3 separate regions of the Mus musculus genome follow, and all the other regions are linked to region 2. Evidence: chromatin contacts called from ENCODE Hi-C or POLR2A ChIA-PET data. All regions are on one chromosome and are shown on one strand. Each heading gives the region's core, a stretch centred on a gene start or an enhancer-like site at or near the end of the contact. The rest is flanking DNA. Distances are from core to core; before and after follow the strand shown.

Region 1 (2,700 bases), core at 50-2,549, 44 kb before region 2:
AAACCCTCTTTGAACTCCACAGGCACCAAGCACACTCATGATGCAGATATGCCTGGGACCCTAGATAAAGGGTCTAGGCAAAACACCATACACATAAAATAAATATTTAAAGAAAAAAAAAAGGAAACCTCGTTATCAGTAATTTAAGGGTTCCACATGAAATAATTTTCATAGACTACACTTCGTTTTGGGAAGTGTTGGCACTTTAAACCACAAAAGGTTACATATAATTGGGACCTGATCCCGATTAGAGCCTAAATTAAGTGGATCAGAGTCTACTTAAGGACTCTAGAGGCTCGGGTCTTGTTAGAAACCAGAGGCACAAGAAGAAAAAGAGAAAGGCTACGAAAGTAATCAGGGGAAGAAAGCATTGTTTTTATCAAGTGAAAATGTTAAGAAGCCGCGTGACTTAAACACAAGGATGCGGTGAAGTTCCCCCACGAAGGTCAAAAAACCTTGAAGGGTGTGAGATGTTAACAAATGTACCGACTAATATTTTACTAAGCTGGAAAAAGACATGCATATGGAAATGGAAAAGTCTGACTGAAACAATGAAACACAGGTTGATTGTTTGATGGAGGGATTATACTGTTTTGTTCTCGTAAGAACAAAAAAACAAAAACAAAAACAAAAACAAACAAAACCAGAACAAACACCAAGAAGGCACAACAAAAGAAATGACAGTCTCCTCCCGGGAGCCATTCAACAACAACAGACTGTACACAATAAGCCCCCGTAGCCTCCCCCTGACATCAGTCGGCCGCAGCCCTGGTCCGGTCCGCATCCTAGCTCAAGTTCAAGGTCCTGAGGGCCACGCCTGACCCCAGGACCCGGAAGAGGAGCGCTCCCTCGGGCTCTCCTGGTCTGACTCACCCCGCAGCAACCGCGGCGGTGGGGACAAGGCCTCCCTCAGGGTCCCGACCCGACCGCACTGCAGAGGGGTGTCTCCTCAGTGCCCGGCTCATGCCGGGGGCAACAGCGACGCCAGCACCTGTCTAGGCGGTCCCACCTCCTCCCACGGCCGGAGCCCGACCTCAGGCCTGACCCCGACTGCCAGGGCTTCCCCCGCTGACACGGCGCGGACGGCTTGTCCTCACGGTCCTACAGACTAACGCTGGGGTTCCGTAAAAGCGGGACGTAGATGGAAGAGGGAGACAAAGATGCTTAGGTCTAAGGAGGGCACGCTCACCTGGAGGGATCCGGACGTGAAAACGGAAGAAGCCGACTTCCGAGGAGCCGCTCGGCATCCAAAATGGCGACTCCCTCGACCTCCCCACCGCGGACTCGAGCGGAGGAATCCAAGGGGGCGGTGTTAGCCACGCCCTACCTAGCAGGGATTGGCTGCGCACACAACAAGGGGCGGAGCGAGGGACTATTTCCCACGGCGGAGGCGTGGGACCTGACTTGTGACACTTAACGTCACGCAGTGGGTTGAGTCATTTGCTAAGGGCGCGCCTTGCAATTTGCCCCGGGCGCGGCGGGGCGGGTGGAGGCTTCTCCTGGATTCTGTGCCCGGTACCCTTGTTCCAGATTCTTCCAGCCCCTGGAAAAACCGGCTGCAGACTGTCTCGCAAACGCCCGCGGATCCGAGCGGAGTCTGGCTTCCCCACTTAGCTCACCGGTCGGTCGGTCGGTCGGTCGGTCGGTCCTGGGACTCCGACCTCGGAGGGATGGTTGGGCGAGATTCAGCGCTGTGGAGCCGACTTTCCTCCACCGCCTCTCTTTCCACCGACACTGTCCGCCCCGCACCTTCACTAATGTACTCTGCACAGCCTCCACTCTCGCTCTTATTTTGTATCTGTATTCAGAGGCTTTTCTGGGCTTGAAAGCGAGAAAGAGCCTTCCTGTTCTCTGGCTCTTGGCCCTGCTATGAGGCCACAGCTATCAAGACCAAAACTGTGGCTTGTCTTGGGTCAGTGGTAAAACGAGGACTGCAGGTTACTTTGGGAGGATAATATGAATTGAAAATAACTGGCTTGTAACCATGTGCCGCTGTTCAAAGCTCCAGGATACTAGGACCTTAGAATTACACAATATTTGGTTCCCATAAAATGTTCAGATCGTTCCCCCAGCAAAATATTTGCATAGAAAAATTGTAGTTCTGCAATGAGATCATGACATTTGTGGCTAACACTTTCTACACACACAGTCCCAACAACAAAGTACAATGATAGAAAAATTTCCCCTGAAGCACAAATTAGTTTATTGGGCTCATTTACAGACCATAGGTGACAAGTCACTTAACAAGCAAGTGAGTAATCACTCTCCTTCAAATAAGCTTGCACTGGAAAGTATCCAGTAGAAATGAAGGCTTCCTGGCATGGATGGAGCCCACTTCCCTACTGCTCTCCAGCCCACACTCTAGCCCCTCCCCAGGCTACACGTAATTAGGGCGGAAGTACGTTCAACAGCTGGTATCGATTGCAGGCATACCCAGGTGAGGGTTCCAAGACCCTCTTGGCCCCTCCTTCAAATATGATGATCTTTGGGCACAGCTACATTCCTGAAGATGGCTGTTGTTTGGCTCCGATGATAGAAAAGTATCGCAGCACTTAAGGGGCAGGTTGTTCATATTTAAAGTGCCTAGGGACAACCCAACCGAAGGTGCGAATGTGTGTGGACATTGTTTAGATACAGTTTCAAACTAACCAATCCTTTTTTTTTTTCAGATGAATGTCATTAGATAATAAAGGCATACAT
Region 2 (2,700 bases), core at 148-2,647:
TGGGAGTGGACACTTTGTAATCTTACTACCTTTGAGGTAGAAAGAAGAGGATCGTGAGTTCAAGGTACTCACCAACTACATTCGATTATTTAGCAAGTCAGAAGTCAGCCTGAGCTCCATAAGACCCTCTCAAAAGAAAACAACCAAAACCAAAACCGGGGCCAACGAAGTCCTAACAACTGGATTAGCAGTATTGACTAGTACCGAGGAACCTGTTCTGTCAAAGTCAGAATATTGCAAGCTCGATCCAACTGAAGGCAACGTTTACTTAAGATAGGCATGGTTCAAGGGTACACGAAAGATGGAAATGTGGAAAAACAGATTCCTAATGCCACAAATAAATCACCAAGTGGGTACAAGTCACGCACTCATTCTTCATCAAACGTTTAATTGAAAGCACTCAGCTTTCTTTCATTTTCTTAATCCCCCAAAATGATGCTTGCCCTCTGTAGCTAAAAAAAAAAAAAAAGCTAAGGAAAATCCGTCTATGGGTCACCGAGGAGTTAGCAAACACAAAATAATGAAAGGACGGAAAGAGGCAAAAAGAAAGCTCAGCCTGCCCACCAGGTTCCCACAAGGCAAAACACTTCAAAATCTGAAACCGGGTGTGGGTGTAGGGTGCAGCTTTGGAGAATTTCTCATGGGAAATGACACAACTTGTGGCCCTGAGCTAAGGGGCAACGGAACTATTCCAGAGACCTGCCAACCTAGCCGAGAAGGCAGCTCCTCTTCATGCAGGGAATGGAATCAAGAGACTGCACACCGAGGGGGACCCAAATTCACTGAGGGAGAGGTGCGCCCCACAAAAAGGGAGCAGCAAAAAGGGAGAGACACCAGGGATGATGGCTTTTGATGATCCTTGTTCCGACAGGGGTACAGGCCTGAACTGGGGGAGTCTACGTTTAGGGTTAGTCGGGGTAGGGGGTCGGACGTGGAGGTGAGGCCAGGCCCCGCTGGCGACGCTTCCTTGTTTGGGGCCCCTTCCCGCCCTGAGAACTCGGACATCCTGACCCGCGGGGACAACCCCGTCGGGGCATCAGGGCCTGAGGCCGCCTTCTGGGCCAGGCGGGAAAGCAGCATCTAGAGGGGCTAGGCACGGCCTCTTTCGCTCGCTCTGCCCGCTGTTTAGGGGGCCCGCGGCCGGGGTGAGGCAACGGGCTTCTAGGGGGGCCCTTCCACTAGAGCTCCGAACCCAGGCCTGCTTGGCCTCAGGCCATCCCAGCGGCCACCGCTCCAGGCGACACTCACCGGCCCATCTCACGGAGCTCCCAGGACTCCTCCCGCTCGTCCCGGAGCCGCCGCCACCGCGGCCGCCGCCATCCCCGGCCCCGGAGCCGCCCCACACCCAGCGGGCACCCCCCCAAGCCGGGCGCCCGGAGATGGCGTTGAGCGCATCCCGCCCCCCCCCCGACGCGGAGAGATGACGTCACCCTGGCCTGGGAGCGCCGCCTACTTACACAGGAGGAAACTGGCCGCCTGCCCATCGTACCCAGCGCCCCCCTTTGGTGGGAAAATGAACGCCTGTCCCACTGAATGGGTCCAGGGAGTAGGTGATGTTTCCTTAAAAAGCTCCCAGACCTGGATTCCCTGGAGAAGTTTTCACAAGCTGTCACTAGAAGTCCAGATAGTGGAGATCCCTGGGGCCTTGTTTATGATGCCCCAGAATTTACTGGAGTAGAAAGATGGAAGGGTCATTGTAGGGTCAGGGTGAGAGAGAGCTGGGCCCAGACCTTTTCAAGGGTCAAGAGCCTTGTAAAGTTAGAAATAGCCTGAGGCAGCCAAAAAAAAAAAAAAAAAAAAAAAAAAGTGTGCCTGTGCAGGACCTAGAAAAAGATGAAAAAGTACTGAAGACCTGGGAGTGGGTGAGCAATAAGGACGGGATTCTTACTACAGTGGAAAGCAGGTTGGCTTAGTGAATACAGGGCTTGGCTACTGGTTTGGAATATTGTCACCCATATAATGCCAGTTCATACTAAATACTTGAATGAAAGTTTGATTGGCTTAAGCAGACACAAAAATGAATGGCTGATTTAGGTTGCTGATTGGAGGGGGAGGATTTTTTTTTTCTTATTTGTTCATTTGTTTTTGAGACAGGGTCACAAGTAGCTCAGAGTGGTTTTGAACTCACTGTGTAGTTTAGGGTGAACTTGAACTCTTAACCGTCCTGCCTCTATCTCTCAAGTTGATGGTATCACTGGTGCATTCGTTTCTTTTCTGTTGCTGGGATAAGACACAATCAAGGCAACTGCCAGAAGGATTTGAGTTTGTGGTTCCATTTGAGAGGGTTAGGAGTCCATTGTGGTGGGAAAGCTTGGCAGGGAGCAGCAGCCATAGAGGCTGGAGCAGAGAGGAGGGGGTCACATCTAGAACTTAGAAGCACAAAGCAGAGAGACTGAACCTGGAATTGCCTGTGGCTCTGAGCCTCAAAGCCAGGTCCCTAGTGACATAGGGACTCTAACAAGGCCATACATACCTTAATAGTGCCACTAACTGGCCACCAAGAGTTAAACATCTAAGCCTATATCGAAGTTTCTCATTCAAACCACCACAGCAGGCAAGCCCCACATTTGGCCAATAGTTGGTCTTGTGTTCAGATTACATTTATACAGAAAAAGTGATTATGCGTGTTTTATATAAAAGAGAGAGAGAGAGAGAGAGAGAGAAAACAGAAGTGTTGGGAGCCGCGCCCACATTCGCCGT
Region 3 (2,700 bases), core at 98-2,597, 41 kb after region 2:
CTCTGCTTGAAGATTTCCTTTACGGAAATTTCACAGTGAATTTGGCATGTTTCATGCATAGGCCTGGCTCAAAGTAATCTGCACTGTGCTAGCATTATGATGTTCTTCTAGTCTTAGGGTGTACCTAGGGCTGCCCTGTACAGATGCCCCGAAGAAAGGTAGGAGGATTTGAATTCCGTAAGCATTCTGCTCTATAAACCGGTAGGTATGGGTTGGAATATGTATATGGGGTGTGGTGAATTTTCTGTGTAAGATGACATCTTAAGGCAGACTCCATTGTGAGAGACAGTTGTAGTTTTTCTCAAGTCTTAAATCTCATTATTTGTAAACTTTGGTTACTTACTTTGACTCACGAGATTGCTTAGCGGGCTAGGTTGTACATACGATGGTACCTTATGATCAATATGACACCAATATTTAATAAATTTGATCGTGCCCTTGGTATCCTTTCTTTCCAGCCACTTGGCATGCTCCAGAAATTCAAGGTCAAAATTGTATGGCTAGACTTACTCAGCTCAACGTCTGTATTTTGAAATCCTTGCATGAAAAACGAATGTCTAAAAGATGCAACTTCCTGTTTATGACACTCAAATTTGAAACTCAGGATTTTTGCTTAGTTCCTGGTCTTTGGTATTCAGTGTAGTCTTGTGTTTTATTCACATCTGGGATACCTTTGTTGTCAATCTATCGGAAAGATTTTATTCTAGGTAGGTCACCTTTCCTTTAAATGGGCCAAGATATCAAGGATCTCTAGGTTCACATGGAAAAGACTTGGGTCACAAGTTAGTAATTATTTATCACGCCAGGAACTGTCTAGTTAGACTTTCTTTGCTTCAGGTCATTAGTTCATTCAATCATAGATGGAAAAGCTATTCTGGAAGAGTTTTAGCTGACATTTGTCCAGATTCTTTTTTCCCCTCACAGGAGGGGACTGGATCGTAGGTGAGATTGCCGCACAAGGCGGTGGTGCTGTGCTTGGAATCCATTCTTAGGTTTCATCTTTTTACCTGTTTTCGCAAAAAAAAAAAAAAAAAAAAAAAAAAAAAATTGAAGATACCATAAAACCCTAGAATCCAAAGCCACTTGGAGCATGTTTCTAATGTTGACCAGAAACCTCTGGCCAACGAGGACCACTTAGGAATCCTTTCGGACAAAACTGGTCACACCATGTCTATGCGCTTTCCCCTGCATCTCCTCTCCGCCTTCCCCAGCTCCCTCGCTGAGCTCCGCCCACCTCAGGTGACCCCCACCGTTTCCTGGCTGCACAGTTTTCCCCTCCCCCCAGAACGGAACCAAAGTGCGACGGCTCCAGGGCCGGGCCGGAGCGTGCTAGCTCAGACTCCTCGCAGCGGTGACTCGGCAGCGGCGTCGAGCGTCATCAGTGACAGCCCCGACCCTTGCTACGCTTTGAGTCGCTCTGCCCGGCGCAGTCGCCTCCTCCTCGGCAAATAGTCCTCGGCGGGGGCCGAGTCCTCGGGTCATCCGGGGTGGGAGACGGCACGGGCTGCAGTCGGAGGGACGCGGGGCGGCCGGCGAGAGGGAGCCGGGGAGCGGCGTCTCCCGGGGAAGCGCGAGGCGTGAGGTAGAGGCGCCCTCCTCGCCCGGGATCCCTCCGCCTGCAGTCGCGGTGCTGAGGCCGAGGGAGCCGCCATTTTGGATGTTCGGTTCCTGCTGCCACTGCCGCCGCCGCCCCCGAAGCTGCTGGTTTCCTTCGAGGTTTCGGGCCGGTGAGTGTCACTCGCGGCACCGAGGGCGGGTCGGCTCTTGGGCTCTGCCGCAGCCGCGAGCGTCTGGCCGGAAACCTCCTGTCAGTCCCAGGGGTCCGGGCTCAGCCTGTGGGGGGTGGGGGGTGAGGAGGACCCAGGTTTGGGTCAGGAGGGACCCGGGAGCCCCGGGCTTGCTTGGACTTCCTGAGGGCCGACCTCGGGAGCTTCAGAGCCGGAGCTGTCGTGCGCGGTCGCTTTCCTCTTCCCTTGGCGTGGTCTGGCCGCCGCAGGCCTCCTTGAACCCATTGACTTTCTCAGGCTGCGAGGCTCCTTTGAAAGCTCGCTCCGTTCGGGGAGCTTAGGATTTAGCGGGGCCGGGCCCCACCCCCGCGTGTCCTCTCGGAGCCACGTATCAGCGTTCTTGTGTTGGGGACTCGGGTCAGATCTGAGAACTCTGAGCATTTCCCACGCAGGGGCAATTCTGCCTGGTCCCTGCAGTGCCGTCCACTGAAAGCCGGACATCGGCCTCGCCTCCCTCTAACCTTCCAACTAACTTCTGGTCCAAACACTTTCGCTTTTTTTTTTTTCTTCTTCCTTCTTCTTCTTTCTCTTTTTCTTTTAAAGAACTCACCTGAGACCGCACTATTCACTCTCCTCTCCAACTCTCGGTTCTGCGGACGTCGGTTTCTAGTAATTCTCAGGCTCTTCCTCATTGCCTGGAACTGTCGGTTCTGCTTCCCAGTTAGGGCTTGGTGTCGGAGAGCCGTCGAACCACCCTAGGGTGTATTTCCGCAGCAAATGGGTTTAAAGCAGGCCAAGTGGCTTTGGGTGCGAAGGAGCTGTGAAAATAACTTTCTGCATTTCTTTCTGTTCTGAAAGCTGAGCTTTGGGGCACTTACTGATACTTTTTATTTATTTTTTTCTTTTAGCGTTATATTTGCTTGAGCATGGAAAGCTGCCCTTGGAGAATAATAATCTGACGTAGGTAGAAAGG

What was found. A loop is a pair of places that touch in the nucleus more often than their neighbours do. ChIA-PET counts read pairs that join two places held with the same protein, here RNA polymerase II (POLR2A).
Region 1: a loop to region 2 is called in a map of T-helper 2 cell, with 2.6 times the contacts of the local background. The contact joins the promoter of Ist1 here to the promoter of Atxn1l in region 2. A Hi-C loop is called at or near these places in 1 of 37 maps with a recorded cell type or tissue (T-helper 2 cell). POLR2A ChIA-PET finds 5 or more read pairs at or near these places in 4 of 5 experiments (Patski and embryonic stem cell).
Region 3: a loop to region 2 is called in a map of T-helper 17 cell, with 2.2 times the contacts of the local background. The contact joins the promoter of Ap1g1 here to the promoter of Atxn1l in region 2. A Hi-C loop is called at or near these places in 3 of 37 maps with a recorded cell type or tissue (T-helper 17 cell, T-helper 2 cell and regulatory T cell). POLR2A ChIA-PET finds 5 or more read pairs at or near these places in 4 of 5 experiments (Patski and embryonic stem cell).

Annotation. Positions count from the first base shown.
Region 1 is chr8:109,691,995-109,694,694 of GRCm38, forward strand. Ist1 (increased sodium tolerance 1 homolog (yeast)) reads right to left here and starts at 1,300. Exons shown (of 10, transcript NM_028018.2): 1 at 1,190-1,300.
Region 2 is chr8:109,736,383-109,739,082 of GRCm38, forward strand. It overlaps Atxn1l (ataxin 1-like), which reads right to left and starts at 1,398. Exons shown (of 4, transcript NM_001080930.2): 1 at 1,249-1,398.
Region 3 is chr8:109,777,236-109,779,935 of GRCm38, forward strand. It overlaps Ap1g1 (adaptor protein complex AP-1, gamma 1 subunit), which reads left to right and starts at 1,348. Exons shown (of 24, transcript NM_009677.6): 1 at 1,348-1,727.